2 separate regions of the Homo sapiens genome follow, and region 1 is linked to region 2. A link is a loop called in an ENCODE intact Hi-C map of the cell type or tissue named here. Cell type or tissue: B cell. All regions are shown on one strand. Links, peaks and the distances in the headings refer to the core of each region. The heading gives the core; the rest is flanking DNA. Region 1 holds the start of PPM1G (protein phosphatase, Mg2+/Mn2+ dependent 1G). Region 2 holds the start of IFT172 (intraflagellar transport 172).

Region 1 (16,792 bases), core at 6,696-11,695, 79 kb before region 2:
AAAGCCACAGAAAAGTCTAAAAACCAAAAGTGGAGATCAAGTCCCTCTGGGCCAGGCCTGGCTATTGCTGCAAACACAGAGATGGTGAGTGATAACTGGATATGAGACTGGAGTTTTAAAGAGATTTCTGATTCTATTAAGCTCTGTAAAATAAAACCTGCAAGGCACTGATCTAGAAAGAAGCAAAAGAACCTTGGGTCAGCAAAATACTTATTCTTAAATCTACTACAACAATGTATGTGTGATTTTTTTAAAAAGAAACTTACAGGCAAAGCTGAGGGGTAGAGGGAATACTTGGGGTGGAGAGTAATTTACTCTTCCAGGGGCCAACAAGCTTTAAAGTCAATTTCAAAAATACACATGCTTAGTAAAAGCATCCAGATATAAAAGGTAGTGTATTTAGAATTCCATTTATAAAATGTTCAGAATAGGCAAATTCATAGAGGTCATGTAAATTAGTGGATGCCAGGGGTTAGTGGACGGAAGATAGGGAGTGACTGGTAAAGAGTACAGGGTTTCTTTTTGGGGTTCTAAAACTGATTGTGGTGACAGTTGTACAACTCTGTTTGAATACACTACAAAACAGGCAGGCACGGTGGCTCATGCCTGTAATCCCAGCACTTTGGGAGGCTGAGGCAGGCAGATCACTTGAGGCCAGGAGTTCGAGACCAGCCTGGGCAACATGGTGAAACCCTGTTTCTACTGAAAATATAAAAATTAGCTGGGTGTGGTGGCGTGAGCCTGTAGTTCCAGCTACTCAGGATGCTGAGGCAAGAGAATTCGCTTGAACCTGGGAGGTGGAGGTTGCAGTGAGCTGAGGCTGCGTCACTGCACTCCAGCCTGGGTAACAGAGCAAGACCCTGTCTCGAAAAAAGAAAAAAAGAAGAAAAAAAAGAAAATATACTAAAAGCCACTGAATTATACCCTTAAAATGAATGAATTATACCCTTAAACCCACTGAATTATACTCTTAAAGTGAGTTCATATACTGTATGGTATATGAACCATATGTGGTATGAACCATACAGTATATGAACTCTATCTCAATAAAGCTGATTAAAAAGGAACCTGTAAGAAATAAATAAAATAAAAAGGAACCTGTATACACATTTTCAAATACTAAATATGATTAAAAGGTGTTGTTTTTCTGCTAGCATTGGGTCAAAAAGGAAAAAAAAGTTGATATACTTCATCTCTGAACTAGATCTAGAAAGAAACAAAAACAACTACACTGAAATCATACTCTGTCTACAAAATGTCATTAAACATCTTAAGCTCAGTTCTAAAGATTTGTTTCCAGATAATACAATGTCAAGAACTACTGATCAGACCTGTATAAATTTCTATGTTCAAATTCAAGCCCTTACCTCTCAAAATTCAATTCTAAGACTAATAACCCAATAGAAGATTAGAGGTTAGGGAAACAGTAGTAACAACTGCTAAGGAATCAGACAATAGAACTTTGTGTAAAATATCCTTGAAATCTTGAGGAATACGTTCTGATTGTATTTTCCAGTTGCTTGAGAACTTATAAGGCAATGGTATAAAATATAAAATAATTTCTAGACCAGGCATGGTGGCTCACACCTGTAATCCCAGCACTTTGGGAGGCCGATGTGGGTGGATCACGAGGTCAGGAATCGAGACCATCCTGGCTAACATGGTGAAACCCCGCCTCTACTAAAAACACACACAAAAAATTAGCCAGGCGTGGTGGCGGGCGCCTGTAGTCCAGCTACGCGGGAGGCTGAGGCAGGAGAATGGCATGAACCCGGGAGGCGGAGCTTGCAGTAGCTGAGACCGCGCAACTGCACTCCAGCCTGGGTGACAGTGTAAGACTCCATCTCAATAAATAAATAAATAAATAAATAAATAAATAAATAAATAAATAAATAAAATAAACATAAATAAAATTCCTCAGCCTGGGCAACACTGCAAGGCCCTATCTCTACAAAAAAAAACTTAAAAAAAAAAAATTAGCCAGTCATGGTGGCATGTGCCTATATTAGGCTGAGGCTGGAAGACCCCTTGAGCCCAGAAGGCTATGCAGTGAACTATGATCGAGCCACTGTAAAGGCAGATAAGTGTAGTGAGGATGTGAAGGAACCGGCACAAGAAATCCCATACTCCTTACCACTCAAGCATGGGCAAGAGTGAGATCCTGTCTCAAAATAAATACATAAATAATTTAAAAAATAAAAAGGCCGGGCACAGTGGCTCATGCCTGTAATTCCAGCACTTTGGGAGGCTGAGGCGGGCAGATCACTTGAGGCCAGAAGTTCAAGACCAGACTCGCCAGCATGGGAAAACCCCTTCTCTACTAAAAATACAAAAAAGTTAGCTGGGCATGGTGGCGAGTGCCTGTAATCCCAGCTACTTGGGAGGCTGGGGTAGGCAAATTGCTAGAACCCAGGAGGCAGAAGCTGCAGTGAGCCGAGATGGCACCATTGCACTCCAGCCTGGGCAACAAGAGCAAAACTCCAACTTAAAAAAATAAAAAGAAAATAGTTTCTCCATGCTCATGGGCATACATGTGATATAATTCTATACTAGCTTTGAACTGTGAATGGGTACTGCATGCTAATCAAATGCAAATAATGCGTTTTTATAAAAGTTGCTAACCACATTCTAGACAAAGAAATTCTGGCCAGGCGCAGTAGCTCACGTCTGTAATCCCAGCACTTTGGGAGGCGGAGGCGGGCAGATCACCTGAGGTCAGGAGTTCAAGACCTGCCTGACCAACACAGAGAAACCCCATCTCTACTAAAAATACAAAAAATAAGCCAAGTGTCGTGGCACATGCCTGTAATCCCAGCTACTCAGGAGGCTGAGGCCGGAGAATCACTTAAACAGAAAGGCCAGTGAGCCGAGATCACACCACTGCACTCTAGACTGGGTGACAGAGACTCTGTCTAAAAAAAAAAAAGAGAGAGAGAGAGAAATTCTGACCTGGTTTAGTAAGTAAAAAGCGCTTTAAGCTATTGGCTATTGATATGAGATGCTAATCTGAAGATAAGAAAATAAATGTTTTTCAACCTTCAATGCCCTAAGGTAGAACCCCATAGCATACTTGTGATATTTCTTTTTATATTTTTTCCATTAATTTAATGACTGAAACAAATATGCAGGTATTTTAAGAATTTTCTGCTCAATACTATCTTTATAGTCAATTCTAGATGACCCCTTGACCACTAATAAGCCAGCTTCTACACAGCAATAAATAGCCAGCCTCCTCAAAATTATACTATAGATATTGACACTGCCTTTAATAAAAGGAAAATATGATTTATAGCACAAAAAATTCCTGGCCGGGCACGGTAGCTCACATCTGTAATCCCAGCACTTTGGGAGGCCGAGGCAGGTGGATCACAACGTCAGGAGTCTTGAGACCAGCCTGGCCAACATAGTGAAATCCTGTCTCCACTAAAAATACAAAAAAAAATTAGCTGGCCTGGTGGCAGACTCCTGTAATCCCAGCTATTTGGAAGGCTGAGGCAGGAGAATCACTTGAACCCAAGAGGCGGAAGTTTCAGTGAGCCGAGATCAAGCCACTACACTCCAGCCCGGGTGACAATGCGAGACTCCGTTTCAAAAAAAAAAAAAATTCCTAACTCTCCATAGAAAGCAGTTTTGTCACTTCCAGAGAACCTCACAACCAAATATTAAATGTACTCTTGTCCCCTTAAGACTACATCAACTGATGGGCCAGGCATGGTGGCTCACGCCTGTAATGCCAGCACTTTGGGAGGCCGAGGCGGGCGGATTAAGAGGTCAGGAGTTGGAGACCAACCCGGCCAACATAGTGAAACCCTGTCTCTATTGAAAATACAAAAAATTAGCCGGGCATGGTGGCAGGCGCCTGTAATCCCAGCTACTCGGGAAGCTGAGGCAGGAGAATCGCTTGAACTCAGGAGGCAGAGGTTGCAGTGAGCCAAGATCATGCCATTATACTCCAGCCTGGGCAACAGTGCAAGACTCCGTCTCGGAGAAAAAAAAAAAAAAAAAAGACTACATCAACTGAATCTATTTTCAGATTTGACTTCTTATTTAGCCAACAAAAACTCAAGGGCCTTACCTTATAATTTTTCAGGCACCCCTCCACAACCTACCTCATTTTTTTTTTTTTTTTTTTAAGATGGAGTCTCACCCTGTCGCCCAGGCTGGAGTGCAGTGGTGCGATCTCGGCTCACTGCAACCTCCGCCTCCCAGGTTCAAGCGATTCTCCTGCCTCAGCCTCCGGAGTAGCTGGGACTACAGGCGTGCGCCACCATGCCCAGCTAATTCTTGTATTTTAGAAGAGACAGGGTTTCACCATATTGGCCAGAATGATCTCGGTCTCTTGATCTCGTGATCCGCCCACCTCGGCCTCCCAAAGTGCTGGGATTACAGGCATGAGCCACCGTGCCCAGTGCCTACCTCTTAATCCCAAAGTACATACCTCATCCACTTTTTTCATGGAGAAAGGAGGAAGGAGGAGAACATCAACTGTGGTGGTTTTTTTGTTTGTTTTTTTGAGACGGAGTCTGTCACCCTGGCTAGAGTGCAGCGGTGAGATCTCGGCTCACTGGCCTTCCTATTCAAGCAATTCTCTGGCCTCTGGCTAATTTTTGTATTTTCAGTAGAGACGGGGTTTCACCATGTTGACTAGGCTGGTCTCGAACTGACCTCAGGTGATCTGCCCCCCTCGGCCTCCCAAACTGCTGGGATTACAGGCGTTAAGCCACCACGACTGGCCTGTGGTATTTTGATTACCTTTTCTCAAAACACCCTGGTTGCTGGGCATGGTGGCTCACAGCATTTTGGGAGGCAGAGGCGGGCCGATCACCTGAGGTCAGAAGTTCGAGACCAGCCTGACCAACATGGAGAGACCCCCATCTCTACTAAAAATACAAAATTAGCCAGGCGTGGTGGCACATGCCTGTAATCCCAGCTACTCAGGAGGCTGAGGCAGGAGAATCGCTTGAACCCGGGAGGCGGAGGTTGCAGTGAGCCGAGATCATGCCATTGTACTCCAGCCTGGGCAACAAGATAGAAACTCCGTCTCAAAAACAAAACAAAACAAAACAAACAACAACAACACCCTGGTCACACAGGAAGAGAAGCTTGAAACAGGCAGAAAGTAAAAATGCCAGCTATTGATGATTGCCATTTTTGTCTCAAGAGTCCTCTCTACGGCTAAATCTATCCATCAGTCAGCATGTCAACAACCTTTAGTGGTATGATAACCTTACCTCAAATGAAGCATTAGGACCAAGCAAATAGGGTAAATAAACTTTATTAATTTTTGGATTAAGCCCTAAAGCTTCAGAGGAATGGGAGTACTTTATATTTTCTGGAAAGATAAGATTCAGGGAAGAGGCTAGAACTCATAGTTATTTTCTTGCAATAGCAAAGAAACTATGCTACACTTTGAAGAGAAAAAAAGCCAGAAGGAACACTATCAATGAAGCAGAATAGGATCCCAAACAATACTCTTCAAGAGGATTTGATTAGGCATATTTAACTATTGATTAGGCATATTTATTCAAACAAGGGCAACTTCAGAAACAGCACATTAGCAAGATTTTAATACCCTAAGCAGTTATCTCTCAGGAGGAAGATTAGGATGTAAGGAATAGTCTAGTAAGATCTCTACACACTAAACCGTCCCTGACAAAAAAAATCATTTTCTAATTGAGGAGAAACCAAAAATAAAGGGAAATGCCCTACAGAGAAGCAGCAAATAGTATGGAATCACTGGGCAAACCAACGTGAAACACTGAGTAGCCAAGCAACTCAATCCGTAAGTAAAAGTAGAAAGAAGGGTACCAAAGAAATGAAAAAACAACAGCAGAGAAGTGAAAAATATTAAATGAGAAACCTGGAAGAAACGTTTTACTGCGAGATGGAATATTCACCTCAAATCTCACAACGTTAACAGAAAATGCCATGGAAATGGAACTTCTTGACTACCTACTTTACAAAAAGACTTTCCTACGAAACTATACCCAGATTTATTTATTTATTCTTTTTTTTTTTTTTTTTGAGACAGTGTCTCACTCTGTCGCCCAGGCTGGAGTACAGTGGCACGATCTTGGCTCACTGCAACCTCCGCCTCTGGGATTCAAGCGATTCTCCTGCCTCAGCCTTCCAAGTAGCTATGATTATAGGCACGCACCACCACATTCAGCTAATTTTTTGTATTTTAATAAAGACGGGGTTTCTTCATGTTGTCCAGGCTGGTCTCGAACTCCTAAGCTCAGGCAATCCGCCCGCCGCAGCCTCCCAAAGTGTTAGGATTACAGGCATGAGCCACCATGCCTGGCCTATTCATTTATTTTTTGAGACAGCGTCTCGCTCTGTCACCCAGATTGGAGTGCAGAGGGGCGATCTTGGCTCAATGAAGGCTCTGCCTCTCAGGCTCAAAGTGATTTTCTATCTCAGCCTCCCAAGTAACTGGGACTACAGGTGGGTGCCACCATGCCCAGCTAATTTTTTTGTATTTTTTGTAGAGACAGGGTTTTTGCCATGTTGCCCAGGCTGGTCTCGAACTCCTGAGCTCAGGTGATCTGCCTGCCTCGGCCTCCCAAAATGCTGGGATTACAGACGTGAGCCACTGCGCCCAGCCTAGATATTTCTAATAGACAATTACATCTACCAAATAGTTATACTGTGTATGGTGGTGAAATATGAATGCTATGCTTCAGTTTGACATAGATGATTAACAATGTCTAGTGTCTTCAACGATCTGATCCTACAAATTCTTTCCACCAAAACAGTGTCCTAACCTTTCTGGGCCTCAATTTCTTAGCTATAAAATGTGGGAGCCGCAGGGTGTGGTGGTTCATGCCTGTAATCCTAGCACTTTGGGAGACCGAGGCAGGCAGATCACCTAAGTCAGGAGTTCAACACCAGCCTGACCCACATGAAGAAACCCTGTCTCTACTAAAAATACAAAATAAGCCAGGCGTGGTGGCACATGCCTGTAATCCCAACTACTAGGGAGGCTGAGGCAGGAGAATTGCTCGAACCTGGGAGGCGGAGGTTGCGGTGAGCCGAGATCGCGCCATTGCATTCCAGCCTGGGCAACAAGAGCGAAATTCTGTCTCAAAAAAAAAAAAAGGGAGCCAAAGCAGATGAGATGAACTATAGGATACACTCCAATCCTGAAATTTTATACCTAATTATAAAATTGTTATTAAGGTCAGTTATGAATATAAAATTTGAATCGGAAAACAAAACATTTAAGTTCATACTGTCATTCCAGAGCTAACCACAGGGAGGAGCGAGGGATCTGAAACAATTCCCAAGGGAGACAGTATTTCGCTGTTACCTGAAGCCCACCCGGTAGGTGGAGAAACCCTCAATACCAGACAGAGTATTTCCCTGGCCCTTTTGCCTAGACTTCAGAATGCTCTTCACAAAGCCACGGTTAACCCGTCTTCCTCCCTTTCCTCCCTACCGCAGTTTTCCCTCTTCTCTTTTGTAGTTTCACATCAAGTTTTACCTAATACTACTACTTTCCCCCCAATATTTTTCTTTTCCCCTTTTGTCCAGAGTAAAATTTTCTAGAAAAGCCCTTTGTAGGTAGGTTGTGATGAAAAAAATTGATGAAATGACTTACAATCAAAGAAACTATAAACTACAATTACAGGCAAATGAGAATTACTGATTAAGTTTTAGAGAAATCCTAAGAGAGAAAGAAAACGAAGCATAATAAAAAGGAAAACCTAGGGACTGACATAATTCAAGTTTTCCGAAGTTAGTAAAAGGCCCTGAAAAGAGTGCAAATGAGTGACAACTCCTGGAGGTCGGGTCCAGCCTCTGAAATTAACATGCAAGAGCCCAAGGCCAGGCAACCAAAATGTGAAACAGACTCTGCCCGGGGTTCCTTTCACTGTCAAACTCCTAGCCAAAAGAGGCTTCCCACATCAGATATTTTAAATATTAAAATTTAAAAAGTTATTCACATCTATTCACCTCTCCCTTGAAAAACAAATGAATAAATAGCCCCTATTTGCGTCTTTACTCCCACACTAAACCTCACACCGTTGATGAGCCTGGAGGGCTAGGTTGGCACGAGAGGATGGCGCCAAAGCTCGGGGAGAGGGCGGTCAGTGGGCGGAAGGTGCCTCTTCCCACATGGCCGAGCCCTCGCCGCCACTGGCCACCGGCACACGGTCCCCAAGCATCGGGAGCTCCCTCTCGGCCCTGACCCCGCGGTCTCTGTCGCCCCGCAAACGGCCGCTGCGGCCGCAGGCTCCCAATTGGGACCCTTCCCAGGGGAGGACCCCATCCCCCGCTCTCTTTCTCCGTCAGATTCCCGCCCCGCAGCGGCCAGCCTATGGGCCCCTGCCTCCTCACCTCCATGGAGACGCGCCAGCCTTGCATGGCGGAGAAGCCGTAGGGCAGCGGCAGGCGCGGGGCGCCGACCCCGTCCCCGGAGCACTTCACCGTGTTGGGCTGGGAGAGGTAGGCACCCATGGCGGCGGCTGGCCGGCGGCCTCAGGTGCAGGAAAGCTGGGCGCGACCCGTGCCGGAGCCGAAGCCCCGGGGGTGCGCGCGGCAGGAGCAGGCCCCGCGGCGCGACCGACGCAAGGTGCCGGTGAAAGGCGCGAGGCCGGCCAGGAGGCGGTAACGGGACGGGAGCTGTGAGGGAGCGGAAGCGGAAACGGCGCCGCTCCAGACCCCGCCCGGCCTGCGCGGCGGGGCCAGGCGCTGCGGGCAGTCATTTCCTTAGCAACTCGCCCCGCCCGCAGGGACAACGGCCCGCCCAACGGCCGCTCCCGCGAGACTAGCGCGACCACGCCCACCAACGGCCGCCGTCCTACTCCGCTTCCTCGCGCAGGTGGCAGGTCGCCTCTGGCAGAACCTCTTCCTTCGTTCCCAGTCCCCAGCCTCTTGGCGTTTTGTCTGACGCCTCTTTTGTGTCGGACTCGACGCTTTCAGCCCGTCCTCCAGTGTTTTCATCCCCCTCTCCCCAACGTTGCACTCTCAGACTCCGCAAACCCCGCCCGATTTGGTTCAATTAAAGTTGACCAGTATTTGTTCCGAGCTTAGGAAGTACTTGGCCAGGCCATGCGAGGCCTATATGAGAAGAATGTGAGTCTTTTCTGAAAGCGAAGACCTCGATCTGTGATATAATTCGAGTTAATACAATGTAGAAATGTTTGGTACAGCCTATTCTGGGTGGGAAAAGCTCAAGGATGGGAGGAGGAGCTGTTTCTTGGAGGATTGAAAGGATGTAGGCTCTCAGAGAGGATGCCTCTGGATTGCATTATGCCACAGGAAAAGGGAATAATGTTATAAGGTTTGGAGGAGTGAGGGAAGAATGTGAACTGCATTTGGGGAGGATTTCTGAGGAAGCTGGCTGGACTCGGAGAATGATTGTAAGTGGTAATATTAACTAGCTAGCTTGATAAAAAGAAGCGCCAAGATGAGTGACTTGGACTTCATTGTCGTCCTGGTGTAACCTTTGGCATCGTTTGTCTAGTCTTTGTATGCAGTGTACATTGGAGGGAGAGAGTCTGGGGCACTGTTGTGTTGTTGTTTTTTGTTTGTTTTTGAGACAGAGTCTCGCTCTGTCGCCCAGGCTACAAGCTCCGCCTCCCGGGTTCACGCCATTCTCCTGCCTCAGCCTCCCGAGTAGCTGGGACTACAGGCGCCCGCCACCACGCCTGGCTAATTTTTTGTATTTTTAGTAGAGACGAGGTTTCACCGTGTTAGCCAGGATGGTCTCCATCTCCTGACCTCGTGATCCGCCCGCCTCGGCCTCCCAAAGTGTTGGGATTACAGGCGTGAGCCACCGCACCCCGCCTACTATTGTTTTTTTTTTAAGACAGAGTTTCGCTCTTGTTGCCCAGGCTGCAGTGCAGTGGCGCTATCTTGGCTCACTGCAACCTCCGCCTCCCAGGTTCAAGCGATTCTCCTGCCTCAGCCTCCCGAGTAGCTAGGATTCCACGCCTGGCTAATTTTTGTATTTTTAGTAGAGACGGGGTTTCACCATGTTGGCCAGGCTGGTCTCGAACTCCTGACCTCGTGATCTACCCGCCTCAGCCTCCCAAAGTGCTGGGATTACAGGCGTGAGCCACCGCGCCTGGCCTGGGGCACTGCTACTAGTTAGAGAGCTCTTACTCTAAGCAGGAGATGAGAAGAGCTGGGAGTAAGGTGGTACCACGCAGGGTGGCAATGGGAATCCAGATGAAAGGACAAATTAGACAATAACAAATAAGACAGATTTGGTAATAAATTGCATTCAAGGGATGGAGAGAAAAGGAGAAATTCTCCAAACTATGACAAAATTGATTCTTTTCAGCCGGGCACAGTGGCTCACACTTGTAATCCCAGCACTTTGGGAGGCCAAGGGGGGGTGGTGGATCACTTGAGGCCAGAAGTTCGAGACCAGCCTGGCCAACATGTGAAACCCGTCTCTACTAAAAATACAAAAATTAGCCAGGCGTAGTGGTGCGCTCCTGTAATCCCAGCTACTTGGGAGGCTAAGGCAGGCGAATAGCTTGAACCCCAGAGGCGGAGGTTGCAGTGAACCAAGATGGCGCCACTGCACTCCACCCTGGGTGACAGAGCAACTCCGTCTCAAAAAAAAAAAAAAGATTCTTTAAAAAGATAAAACTAATCATGGCTTCTTCATGCTCTTCCGATAGTCCAAATTCCTTATAGTTTACAAGACCCTTCATGCTAATCATCCAGATTCACGTATGCCTCTCTTTAACTCTCCATTTCTCCTACAACTCTGCTTCAGCAATGTCTTTGGGTGCATCTAAAGCCATGCTTTCTCTTACACTTTTACCCATGGAGCACACCTCTCCACACCCCTCTTGACCATCACTTTCTCCAGGAAATCTCTACTATCACTATACTAGTTTGGGTCCACACTTGTTTGTCTTTCCTGATAGAATATAAGCCTTTATGAAGGCAGAAGTTCCATTAAACTTACCATTGTGTTTTCCAGCATCCCTTGCAAAGTTGTATGTGCTGAATAATATTTAAATATTTGTTGAATGAATGAATAACACCAAGATTTTGACTCTGCATAACAAAATGTGGTGGAGCCATTAACAGAAAAAGGTGCAGTTTGAGGGGATGCTAGTTTTGGGGGGAAAACAGTGGTTCAGTTTAGGGTGACAACTAATATAAAAACATTGAAAATATTAGATTGGAGTTAAGCCATGAAAGTGGAAAAGATGTTAATTAGGCTTGCAGGTTGCCAGGAACCTAGATGAGATCTCTGACCAAAGCAGTGTAGAGGGAGCATATAAAATTACTCAGCCTTGGTTGCAGTGAGCTGAGATGGTGTCACTGCACTCCAGCCTGGGCGACAGAGTGAGACCCTGTCTCAAAAAACAAACAAATGAACAAAACAGCAACAACAAAAATTACTCAGCCTCTTCTTTCTTCTCCTTCTGCTCCTCCTCTTCCTCCTTCTTCTAAGAAATGAGGTCTTGCTATGTTGCTGAGGCTGGTCTTGAACTTCTGGGCTCAAGCAATCCTTCCACTTTAGCCTCCCAAATAGCCAGGACCACAGACATGTGCCACTATGCCCGCCTTCTTTTTTTTCTTTCTTTTTTTTTTTCTTTTTGGACTTTGTTTTTTCCTAAGAATGGAATGTGACATTGTTTAAAGAGCATGAATTTTGCCACATATTACCTATGAGATCTTTCACAAGTTACTTATTCCCTCTTAGGCTAAGTTCATCTGCAAGACAGACATACAGCATCTACTCTTCAAGACTGCTTTAAGGATAAGAGGAATTGAATGTAAAGTGCTGAGTTATCCATAAATGTTGTATATTATTCAACAAAAGACTGCTGTTTAAGTGTCCATACATACACGCTAAATATGGAATGGAAGCCACATTTAATTGTGTTCACAAAAAATAGGAGGTGGCCTGAAAATAAATGGGAAAAAAACAGACAAGAAAAAAAGTGGAAAAGAAAATATAACTCGAGGCTGGGCACAGTGGCTCACGCCCGTAATCCCAGCACTTTGGGAGGCTGAGGCAGGCGGATCACTTAAGGTCAATAGTCCGAGACCAGCCTGGCCAACATGGTGAAACCCTCTCTCTACTAAAAATACTATATAAACACACACACGCACACACACAATATGACTCAAGGAAAAAGTAACGCACTGGGAGAGCAATAATGTTACAGAGAGGGGAGATAGATACTAAGGGGGATCATGGAAAGAGGTGAAAAAGGAGAAAGAGTATGAAGATTATCCCCTCACCATCCTATTCCCCTCAAAGTCACTACAGTATATTTCCAGTGACGTAAAGGTTTCATGCTTTGACTAGAAGGGAGAAAGAAAAAAAATTTTAAAAAAAGGCCGGGCGCAGTGGCTCACGCCTGTAATCCCAGCACTTTGGGAGGCCGAGGCGGGTGGATCACGAGGTCAGGAGATCGAGACCATCCTGGCTAACATGGTGAAGCCCTGTCTCTACTAAAAAATACAAAAAATTAGCCGGGCGTGATGGTGGGCGCCTGTAGTCCCAGCTATTCGGGAGGCTGAGGCAGGAGAATGGCATGAACCCAGGAGGCGGAGCTTGCAGTGAGCCGAGATCGCGCCACTGTACTCCAGCCTGGGTGACAGAGCAAGACTCTGTCTAAAAAAAAAAAAAAAAAAAAAAAAAACACCCAAAACGCAATACTATATTCATAGATCGATTGATAATGCTGAGTCTGTCTTTAAAGTATGAGCTGCAAAAATCTGGCTAATCAGACATGGTAATAGAGCCAGCTCCTGAACATGTACTTGAGGTGTTAGTCCACATGAAAAAAGGGTTTTTATGGCAGGCATGGTGGCTCACACATGTAATCCCAGCACTTTGAGAGACTGAGGTGGGTGGATCACCTGAGGTCAAGAGTTCAAGACCAGCTTGACCAGTATGGTGAAACCCCGTCTGGCCGGGCACGGTGGTTCACGCCTGTAATCCCGGCACTTTGGGAGGCTGAGGCGGGCAGATCACGAGGTCAGGAGTTCGAGATCAGCCTGACCAACGTGGTGAAACCCCGTCTCTACTAAAAATACAAAAATCAGCTGGGCGTGGTGACACACACCTGTAATCCCAGCTACTTGGGAGGTTGGGGCAGGAGAATCGCTTCAACCCAGGAGGCAGTGGTTGCAGTGAGCTGAGATCGTGCCATGGCACTCCAGCCTGGGCAACAGAGCGAGACTTTGTCTCAGAAAAAAAAAAGAAACCCTGTCTCTACTAGAACTACAAAATTAGCAGGGTATGGTGGCAACATGCCTGTAATTCCAGCTACTTGGGAGGCTGAGGCAGGAGAATCACTTGAATCTGGGAGGCAGAAGTTGCAGTGAGCCGAGATTGCGCCACTGCACTCCAGTCTGGGTGACAGTGCAAAACTCCGTCTCAAAAAAAAAAAAAAAAAAGAAATTATGAACCCTGAGGCATGTAATTATAGATCTCTGGGAATGTTGCCAGCCTGGGAGACATTGCCTTAAAGGTTAAATGTGGATGGGCGTGGTGGCTCACACTTGTAACCCCAGCACTTTGGAAGGCTGAGGCGGCCGGATCATCTGAGGTCAGGAGTTCGACACCAGCCTGGCCAATATGGTGAAACTCTGCCTCTACTAAAAATACAAAAATTAGGTGGGCGTGGAGGCAGGCGCCTGTAATCCCAGCTACTTGGGAGGCTGAGGCAGGAGAATCGCTTGAACCTGGGAGGCGGAGGTTGCAGTGAGCTGAGATCCCGCCATTACACTCCAGCCTGGGCCACAGAGCAAGACTCCATCTCAAAAAAATATATATATATATATTAAATGCTCTAACTTTAGAGTATAATGTGACATCAGTTCAATTGTAAATTTGAATGTGAACTGAAGATCACTCAAAAAAGTGTTAATCTAGATCATCCAAAATATGCCAATATGCTTGTATTTATATTAAATATTATAAATTTATGTTGTCTTCCTATGTTACCCAGGTTGGCCTCAAACTCCTGGGCTCAGACAATCCTCCCACCTCAGCCTCCTGAGTAGGTGCATGCTGCTGTGCCTGGATCTCATTGTTTTTGACCCTTTCTTCATATACATGTGATTCATATACATCAATATTATACTATTCATGAAATGATACCTTTAAAAACTAAGCAGTTTTGATACCATATTCCTTCTTGGTTGTGATTAAAGGTGAAAGATTGATCCAGAGAGGAAAAAAATAATCTCAGGGACAAGATTTAGGGCTAAGAAAGAAGGAATTCAAATATTTTGAAGGTACTAAAAACGAAGAGGGAGAGTCTATTTCTGGGATTCTGGGCTAGTTCTTACTCCCCTTTATACTCATTAATTTATATATATATTTTCTGTAGATGATAATATCTTGACTTTTTTTTTTTTTTTTTTGAGACAAAGTCTCACTCTGTCACCCAGGCTGGAGTGCAGTGGCGCGATCTCGGCTCACTGCGACCTCCACCTCCCAGGTTCAAGTGATTCTCCTACCTCAGCCTCCCAAGTAGCTGTGACTACAGGTGTGTGCCACCACACCCATCTTTTTTTTTTGTAATTTTAGTGGAGGCAGGTTTTCATTGTGTTAGCCAGGATGGTCTGGATCTTCTGATCCTCGTGATCCGCCCACCTCGGCCTCCCAAAGTGTTGGGATTACAGGCGTGAGCCACGGTGCCGGGCCATATTTTGACATCTTTTCTTTTCTTTTTGAGTTGGAGTCTCGCTCTGTCGCTGAGGCTGGAGTGCAGTGGCACGATCTTGGCTCACTGCAACCTCCTCCTCTGGGTTCAACCAATTCTCCCTGCCTCAGCCTCCTGAGAAGCTGGAATTACAGGCGCCCGCCAACACGCCCGGCTAATTTTTGTATTTTTTAGTAGAGACTTGGTTTCACCATGTTGGCCAGGCTGGTCTTGAACTCCTGACCTCAGGTGATCCGCCTGCTTCGGCCTCCCAAAGAGCTGGGATTACAGGTGTGAGCCACTGCACCCGGCCCATATTTTGACATCTTATAAAATCCTTTCTGGCTGGGAGAGACTGCCCTTCCAATGCTAACCAATTAGAGATAGCAAAGGACTTTTTTTTTTTTTTGAGATGGAGTCTTGCTCTGTCACACAGGCTGGAATGCAGTGGTGCCATCTTGGCTCGCTGCAACCTCCGCCTCCTGGGTTCAAGCAATTCTCATGCTTCGGCCTCCTGAGTAGCTGAGACTACAGGCACAGGCCACCACACCCGGCTAATTTTTGTATTTTTAGTAGAGACTGGAGTTTCACCATATTGTCCAGGCTGGTCTCAAACTCCTGACCTCAAGTGATCCACCTGCCTAGGCCTCCCAAAGTGCTGGGATTATAGGTGTGAGCCACCACGCCCAGCCAAAACATTCCTTTGATACATAAACTGACCAGTCCAGCGCTATACCTCCCCTATCTGGCCTGTACATCACAAGAAGCAATATTCTTTTGCCTTAATCATCGCAGGCAATTAGGGACCATCCCTAAAGTTTACAGCCTGCAGGAGTTATTCAAACTAGCCAACCCTAAACTCTTTGCCCTGCCTTGCCTTACCCTTAGAAACCCCAACAAAAGTTCTGGCCTAGGCCAGGCGCAGTGGCTCACGCCTGTAATCCCAGCACTTTGGGAGGCCTAGGCGGGCGGATCACGAGGTCAGGAGTTCGAGACCAGCCTGGCCAACATGGCGAAACCCTGTCTCTACTAAAAATACAAAAAATTAGCCGGGCATGGTGGCGCACACTTGTAATCCCAGCTACTCAGGAGGCTGAGGCGGGAGAATTGCTTAAACCTGAGAGGCGGAGGTTGCAGTGAGCCAAGATCGTGCCGCTGCACTCCAGCCTGGGTGACAGAGCGAGACTCTGCCTCAAAAAAAAAAAAAGTTCTGGCCTAGGTTGGGCGCAGTGGCTCATCTTTGTAATCCCAACACTATGGGAGGCCGAAGCACATGGATCACCTGAGGTCAGGAGTTTGAGAACAGCCTGACAAACATGGTGAAACCCTGTCTCTACTAAATACAGAAAAATAAGCCAGGTGTGGGGGCACATGCCTGTAATCCCAATTACTTAGGGGTCTGAGGCAGGAGAATCGCTTGAACCTGGGAGGCGGAGGTTGCAGTGAGCTGAGATTGTGTCATTGCACTCCATCTTGGGCAACAAAAGTGAGACAGAGAAAAAGTTCTGGTCTATACTTTCTCCTTGTTACTGTCTTCTGCTACCTGACCCAAACTTGGCATTTCCCCTGTGACCTTGTGTGGCATATAATGGCCCTCTTTCTAAAACCTGTGAGTGTAATAAATTTTGTTTTATTGTGCCTCTCCCGTGTCTCCTCTTGGCTGCACCTGACTGACCGTCCCCTAAAGGAACGCAGAACAAGTGCCCAATAAATGAAACTATTTTTTTAAGTCAAAAAAGTGTTATGTTTTACAGCTGTACTTTTCTATTTCTAGAAGGCAAGACATAAATTAATCTTGAAGCAATCTGCCTATACTCATGGAAATCACTAGAATGGGCCCTTTAGACACATATAAAAGAAATACCTATCTCTATCCTAAAGAAAGTCACAAAAGGACCATTAACCAAAATTCAGGTCTTTCAGACTGATATGCTGGGGTTTATCTTTTTATTAATAATATAAATTGTGGGTTGGGTATGGTGGCTCACGCCCATAATCTTAACACTTTAGGAGGCTGAGGCGGGCGGATTGCCTGAGCTTAGGAGCTTGAGACCAGCCTGGGCAACATGGCGAAAACCATCTCTACTAAAAATACAAAAAAATTAGCTGGGCATGGTGGCGAGCGCCTGTAATGCCAGCTACTCCGGAGG
Region 2 (7,641 bases), core at 2,641-7,640:
GCACTTTGGGAGGCCGAGGCGGGAGGATCATGAGGTCAGGAGATCGAGACCATCCTGGCTAACACAGTGAAACCCCGTCTCTACTAAAAATACAAAAAATTAGCCGGGTGTGGTGGTGGGCGCCTGTAGTCCCAGCTACTCGGGAGGCTGAGGCAGGAGAATTGCGTGAACCTGGGAGGAGGAGCTTGCAGTGAGCCACAATCGCGCCACTGCACTCCAGCCTGGGTGACAGAGTGAGACTCTATCTCAAAATAAATAAATAAATAAATACCACTTCCATAAACAAATTGCCAAAAATGATGCTGAGGGAAGAGAAGAAAGAGCAGATTTCTTCCCTGGCCCAGTAGTATTTCTGACTACTCTGTAGGAGCCCTGAAAGGAGGTATATGAGGGAGCCTAAGCAGCTTCAGAACAATAACAAAGATGTGACATCACTCTGGGCTTCCAGGATCTCACAGGGCCTCCTGTTGACCTTGGACTGTTTCCTCCAGGGATGGGATTGAAGAACACGTGGGACAGGTGAAGGCAGAAAAGCAAAAACAGACTCCAGAAAGTCTCTGCCTTCAATGGCCAAGCTTGGCTTCTCATCCCCTGTATTTCCCCTCCCCAGTGAGGCATTTCTCTTGCCTTCCCCTTCTTTCCTGGGCCATCCCATCTCCCAGTCTCTATCCTCACCAATCTTCTCCAATCTTGTAGACATAGATGATGTTGTCAGTCTGTCCTATGGCAATTTTAGTGGAATCAGGAGAAAAAGCCATGCCCTTCACCATATAGCTCTTCCTGCCATACTAAGAGTTTAAAAAAAAAAAAAGAAAGAAAAAGAAGTAATGAGTACACATGAAAGAGAAAAGAGAAAAAAAGGCATATGTGTGCTCCTAAGGGAGCTTGAGGATTTATACTGAGAAAAAGGTGGGGTATGCCATTTCCTATGCTGATGGCTAGAAGGCAGACTACGTCTTTCAAGTTGTGAGACCCCATCAATAGGTTAAATAAGGTACACATGAATACACTGTTTACCTTCATGTCAGCTGGTTTGGTGGAGAATTTATCTCTCCGTTCTCCATGTTCATCATACAGCAAGACCACTCGGTCCACTGTGCAGACAGCAAATTTGGCATTGTTCTGGGACCAAGCCATGCAGGTCACCTTTGCAGCTCCATCCTGTAGAGGCAAAGGGGTAAAAACAAACCCATGTGCTGGTCTAGAATGCCAAAAGCATTTCTAGCTTCATTAATTCTAGTGTAATACTGGTCAATTTTCTTCCTGTCACGGTTCTATCCTCAAAACAAAGAGATGCCTGTGGCCCATGCTGGTCTCCAAGGCCTTCAGATCCTGGACTGTGAGAACAACAGGCTTCTAGAGACTCATATGCAAATGCACTAAGAGGCAGGGTGCTAAGTCAACTGTATCAATGAATCCCTGCAACGGCCTCCTCGTTTCCAGGTCTGCTACTGAAATAAATTCAATTAGTCTGGTAAGTTTTGGTCATTAGCCATTCATTCAATTAATATTTTTTTAGCACCTTATTGATCAAGGCACTTGGCCAGGGGCTGAGAGAGAGACAAAAAGCAAACCATAGATCCTGCCTCCACGTCTAATAAGATGGTGCAAAATAGAAAAGTCCTATTAAAGTATGTATAAAGTACTACAATAGTTTGGAGAAGCCTGAGAGAATTTTATGCTTAAATTATCAAAATTAAGCTTTGAAGAATGAATGCAGTTGAGTAGGAAGTTATCTGAGATGGGAGGAATGGCAATGAGCAAAGGCAAATTCTGGACAAGAAACAGTAATTTAGTTTATTTGAAACTATTATACCTTATAAATAGTAGAATAGACGGGGTAAGGCAGGAAAAACAGGCCAGCTCAGGAAGTCTTTGAAGCCAGGCAAAGGAGTTTGGGCTTATTTGAAAGGAAAGGGAGAGACAGTGAGAGTTCAGGATGGGCGAGTACGAGTTGAGACTCAGGACGAATAATCCCACTTTCTTTTCTTCTTAACTACCCACTTCAGAGAAACCCAAGTTAGAAGTTATCTCCAGGTGAATTATTCTGACCAGATCTGACCCTTCCAACACTAGCTCTGGTCCTAAGGGACTAGCTCTGCTACTAAGGGTTTCCTTCCTTGAAAACAAAACATTTTATTCTGCTTTTCTTCTGCCCCAATTGTTTAATTATTTGGACACTAGAGTTCTGGCTTCAAACATTGACACTTTACACTCCAAACTCACCTATCTCCAAAGTCAGAAGTAAAAAGTCTATTTTCCTGCAAATCCTCAAACCAGAAAATAGCCACACCACCATCACTATGATCCTCTAACTCTTCATTATATTAGGTTAGAAGGCCTGAGGGCTCCTCATCAATCTTTGCTGATCCTCCTGCTTTATCGCTTTGCCCAATTCTGGGCATTCAGCCCTACCTGCATCATGACATCATCTTATTTTGAGAGACTGAAGGAGGATTTCATTTCCAATTTTTCCATTAGGGCGGAGAAATTTTTAAAGTACAGATTCAATGGACAGCTTGCTGAGCAATGAGCACAAATCTCTGTCTTTTTATTTTTTTCTCCAACTGAGGAGAGAGCACAACTATCTTTGTTCTAATTTCCTTCTTTTTTTTTTTTTGACGGAGTCTCACTCTGTCCCCCAGACTGGAGTGCAGTGTCACAATCTCAGTTCACTGCAACCTCTGTTTCTTGGGCTCAAGCGATTCTCCTGCCTCAGCCTCCCAAGTAGCTGAGGCTATAGGCGTGTGCTACCATGCCTGGCTAATTTTTTTATATTTTTGGTAGAGACATGGTTTCACCGTATTGCCCAGGCTGGTCTTGAACTCCTGACCTCAAGTGATCCACTCACCTTGGCCTCCTGAAGTGCTGGGATTACAGGCGTGAGCCACCACGCCCGGCCTGTGTTCTCATTTCCTCCTATTGTCCAAATGCCACACCCTCTGTGAAGCCTTCCTGATTTCCATAATCAATTAATTCTCCTTTCTCTACAATATGTACCTCACTAGATTTTTTTATTAAGTGAGGTAGGGAATAAAATAATAAGAGCTTGCCTTTAACAAGTACTTACCATAGAATAGGCATTTTGATAAGTGCTTGACAAGCATAATCTCATTTTACCTCATAACACTGAGGTAGATGCTATTATTATCCCCCTTTTACAGATAGATGAATGGAAGCCCAAAAAGATTAAGTAATTTGCCCAAGTTCACATATACAGTTTGTAAGTGGTAGGACCATGATTTATTTATTTAATTAATTTATTTTTTGAGGCAGAGTCTCGCTCTGTCACCCAGGCTGGAGTGCAGTGGTGCGATCTTGACTCACTGCAACTCTGCCTCCTGAGTTCAAGCGATTCTCCTGCCTCAGCCTCCCGAGTAGCTGGGATTACAGGCATGCGCCACCACATCTAGCTAATTTTTGTATTTTTAGTAGTTTCACCACGTTGGCCAGGATGGTGTCGAACCCCTGACCTCGGGTGATCTGCCTGCCTCGGCCTCCCAAAGAGCTTGGTTTACAGGCATGAACCACTGCGCCTGGCCTAGAACCATGATTAAATCCATGTATGTGTAAATCCATAAACCATAATCCCAATTTCTTTATTAAGGTACCCCAGTACATATTACACACTCAGTTATGGAACATCTTATTTATTTTTAAGACACAGCCTCACTCTGTCACCCAGGCTGGAGTGCAGTGGTGTGATCACGTCTCACTGCAGCCTCGACCTCCTGGGCTCAGGAGATCCTCCCACTTCAGTGACCCCAGCAGCTGGGCCTACAGGTGCTTGCCACCACACGAGGCTATTTAAAAAAAATTTTTTTTTTTTGGACAAAGTCTCACTCTTGTCCCCCAGGCTGGAGTGCAGTGGCACGATCTCGGCTCACTGCAACCTCCACCTCCCGGGTTCAAGCGATTCTCCTTCCTCAGCCTCCTGAGTAGCTGGGATTACAGGCGGCTGCTGCCACGCCCGGCTAATTTTTGCATTTTTAGTAGAGATGGGGTTTCACCATGTTGGCCAGGCTGGACTTGAACTCCTGACCTCAGGTGATCCGCCCGCCTCGGCCTCCCAAAGTACAGGGATTACAGGTGTGAGCCACCGCACCTGGTCAAAATTTTTTTGTAGAGGTCTTGGAATCTTGGGCTCAAGTGATCCTCCCACCTTGGCCTCCCAAATTGCTGGGATTACAGGTGTGAGCCACTGGGCCTGGCCAGACATCTTATTCTTATTAGCTTTGTATTATTCTGTCCTTTGAATTTTGAATGTCCTTTCCTCTTGTCTATCAATTTTTCACACTGCTTTTCAGTTTACAATGCTCTTTTGTGTATATTACTCTATATAACTCTTCCCCAAGTCCCCTAAAGTTGCTATTAGTACTCATGTTTTTTCAAATGAAGAAGTTGGTGAGTGCTCCGAGACATTGTATAATAAAGGCTAAAGTTAGAGATATCAGGTCATTTGTTTAAAGTACTGGTGGCCAGTCTGGGCAACATGGGGAAACCTCGTCTCTACAAAAAACAAAAACAAAAACAAACAAAGAAACAAAAAATTACCCGGGCGTGCTAGCGCACGTCTGTAATCCCAGCTACTTGGGAGGCTATGGCAGGAAAATCCCTTGAACCCGGGAGGCGGAGGTTGCAGTGAGATCGAGCCACTGCACTCCAGCCTGGGCAACAGAGCAAAACTCTGTCTCAAATAGTTAAATAAAGTAGTGGTTGACCTGAAATAAGGACAAGGTAAGAAATTTTAAAAAGAAAATAAGAAAGTAGTGGTGGAGCTAGGACTTAAATTCTGGTGTGCTAACTCCAAAGCCCACCCTTTCTTCACCATGTTTCAGGGCTCCTCCCCTAGTGCCCAGCCTCTCCTGAATCAGAATACACGGTTCGGTCTTTGCACTCCCCCTTCAGGGCTTGCACCTAAGGCGCTTATTTAATTATGGGCACATGCATACTCGCTGCTTACATGTGCACCTCACCCTCTAATACGAGCCTCCTGAAGGGAGGGACATAAGTCGGGTGGTTTGGGATTCCTACGAACCCCAGCATGGGGCCTGTACACAACTGATGTGAATGAAATGTAAGGAAAGCTACAAGTCCTTAGCCCTGCATCTCGCCTCCTGGACGCTGTATCGACAGGCCAAGATCCAGATCATCGCTATATCCCTTACAGCCTTCTGCACACAGTAGGAGGTCAACATCATTAAACTTCAGTTCCCCCACTTTTCTTGGAACATAAAGCATAAGGGGGAGGGACTGGCACGCAATTCCTCACCTGAGGGCTCAGCAGGGTCCTCAGGTGCTTCAAGTGCATGACGCACACCTGTCTTTCAGATGCTCCTAGACAGCGACAACTCCCGTGGTTACCTGGACAACCCGCCACGCAGCCGCAGCGACAGGCACTGACGCTTATGCGACCGGAGCGCAACACGCGTCGCAAGGTCACACGTAACTTTGCGGCGAAGCAAACAGAACGTGCGCAAGCGCGGTGAGATCTAGGGCGGGCCCTTGAGAGGGCTTCATGAATGTTCTCCTTGACCAATCCCGTCGCCGCATGCAAACTCAAGACCAAGCCCCGCCCACAAGCCTTCAGCCAGCCCCAGGTCCTACGTCATAGCGGTCCGTCTCGCTCTTCGATGTACCTGACTTTCTGAGTGCACTCTCTTAATCCTCACAACTCTGGAGGGAAGCAGGGCGGTTTCCATGATAGGCCTTCTGCAGTTGACGGAATTGTACCCAAATAGGTTACATGATTTGCACGGGATCGCAAGGCTAATAACGATAGCTAACGATGAATACTCAGTATGTGTCTGCCAGGTACTGTGTAAAGTATTGTACGTGCATTTATATCATTTAATCCCAAAACCACCTTTTGAAGGGGATAGCGTTATTATTAGTCTCATTTTACATAACAGGAGACTCAGGGCACTTGCTCAAACTAACACAGCCAGCGAAGGACTTGGAACTGGAGTTCAACCCAGAGTTAGTAGCTTTAAACAGCTTTTATGTTCCTTCTCAACTCCTAGCTCGCTCTCTCCATGCCACGATACTATAACCTGTCACATTCCCATCCCAATAAATGACATTTATTCTCAGAATCTGGAAGATGAGTGTTTTGGAACTAGCTGCCAAAGAAACGTAAGGTACCCTACTTCCTAATTGGGTAATGGTGGGTTAAAGACTGCTGTTTACATTGGAATGTTTTTATGGTTCAGTTTGTTGTTGTTGTTGTTTTGAGACAGAGTTTCACTCTTGTTGCCCAGGCTGGACTGCAATGGCGCGATCTTGGCTCACTGCAACCTCTGCCTCCCGGGTTCAAGAGATTCTCCTGCCTCAGCCTCCCAAGTAGCTGGGATTACAGGCATGTGCCACCACGCCCGACCAATTTTGTATTTTTAGTAGAGACAGGGTTTCTCCATGTTGGTCAGGCTGGTCTCAAACTCCCGACCTCAGGTGATTTGCCCGCCTTGGCCTCCCAAAATGCTGGGATTACAGGCGTGAGCCACCGTTCTCGGCCTGTGGTTCAGTTTTGAGGGCAGACCTGACTTGGCTCACCCGATAGGTTGTCTTGTGATACCTGGGGTTAGAGATTGGTTAAGTAGAAAAGAGACTGACTTGTTGATCTTTGGAGTCCCGTTCAGAATTTTTGGCCTATCTTCTAACATACCAGAGAGATTGAAATGCAGAAAGGAGTTATTCATAAGCCTGCTCTGAAATGATCCAAAGTTGGGAAGATCTGTAACTCTCCAGGAAGTGTAACATATGCTCTCCAGACAGACTGTGGGTCCAGAAGCCTTCCCCCACAGTGGTTTGCAAGTGTCAACAGGTGTTTGTCTCATGGCCACCAACCACCCCTTAGAAAATAGGAAAGAGCAGAGGACAGCCCCTATTTTCACAGGAAACAAGTAGGCCTCAGAGCTCAAATGAGAATTATTTTGACAGGGGAGTCCCAACCCCTCAGTTTTATTTTCAGAATCCTCCTCTGGATATGGTGGCAGAGCATGAATATAAACTCATTTATGAATTACAGTTATTACTGACTTTGACTGACTAAACAGAGACAGAGATGAAAGGGAATGCAAAAGAGGGAAGAACAGACACAGGAACACATAGGATAGGAGCATGTGGCACCAAGGAATCCATGAGTGTAGCTGTCCTTTCATTAGTCCCCAAGACACTGCTTAGTCCTTTTCTGACCATTAGCCCAGGGTTGATGGAGGAGTCAGAAGAGTAAGTGGTGAGGAGCTGTGCTGTCGATGCAAGCAGTGAAGATAAAAAGGCTACTACCCTCTCATATGATATGTATTAGTATTCAGTGGTGCAGGAACTTATATCTTTCTCTTCTCTTTTTCCCCTTCTCACCCAACAAAGCAAAAGAATCTGGGGTTAGTTTTCTATACCTCTTCTTCCTGGCCCTATCCTAGGGTGGGGTATTATCACACCTTGCAATGCTCCTGTCAAGTAGGTGATGGTGTAAGGGGCCCTTGGAGGGTCAGGAGAGAGACAAGGTGAGGAAATGTCTTCAGCATACTATACAGTCAGCTCCAGTTTGTCCAAGAACCTTTATTGGAAAAATGTCCAACAAGTGATATCACTAGCAGCTGAAGGGGCTGCCAGGTGAGAGGGGGAGCACCTGAGGCTCCA

Evidence for each region. A loop is a pair of places that touch in the nucleus more often than their neighbours do. Peaks named below come from ENCODE experiments on the same cell type or tissue, not always from the same donor. Only the 100,000 strongest peaks of a DNase experiment are listed, where the experiment ranks them.
Region 1: a loop joins it to region 2, with 17 times the contacts of the local background. A loop is called at or near these places in 17 of 110 quality-filtered maps.

What each region holds. Positions count from the first base shown.
Region 1 is chr2:27,400,960-27,417,751 of GRCh38, forward strand. PPM1G (protein phosphatase, Mg2+/Mn2+ dependent 1G) reads right to left here and starts at 8,632. Exons shown (of 10, transcript NM_177983.3): 1 at 8,344-8,632. The coding sequence starts at 8,463. RefSeq lists silencers at 8,113-8,192, 8,213-8,262, 8,333-8,522, 8,613-8,802. In B cell, for the core only: no CTCF peak of the experiment used is centred there; DNase peaks (open chromatin) are centred at 7,352 and 8,712; H3K4me3 peaks cover 2,411 bases; H3K27ac peaks cover 1,951 bases.
Region 2 is chr2:27,484,343-27,491,983 of GRCh38, forward strand. IFT172 (intraflagellar transport 172) reads right to left here and starts at 5,401. Exons shown (of 48, transcript NM_015662.3): 1 at 5,273-5,401; 2 at 1,018-1,161; 3 at 676-788. The coding sequence starts at 5,311. It overlaps FNDC4 (fibronectin type III domain containing 4), which reads right to left. Exons shown (of 7, transcript NM_022823.3): 7 at 7,541-7,641. In B cell, for the core only: no CTCF peak of the experiment used is centred there; a DNase peak (open chromatin) is centred at 5,489; H3K4me3 peaks cover 1,606 bases; H3K27ac peaks cover 1,450 bases.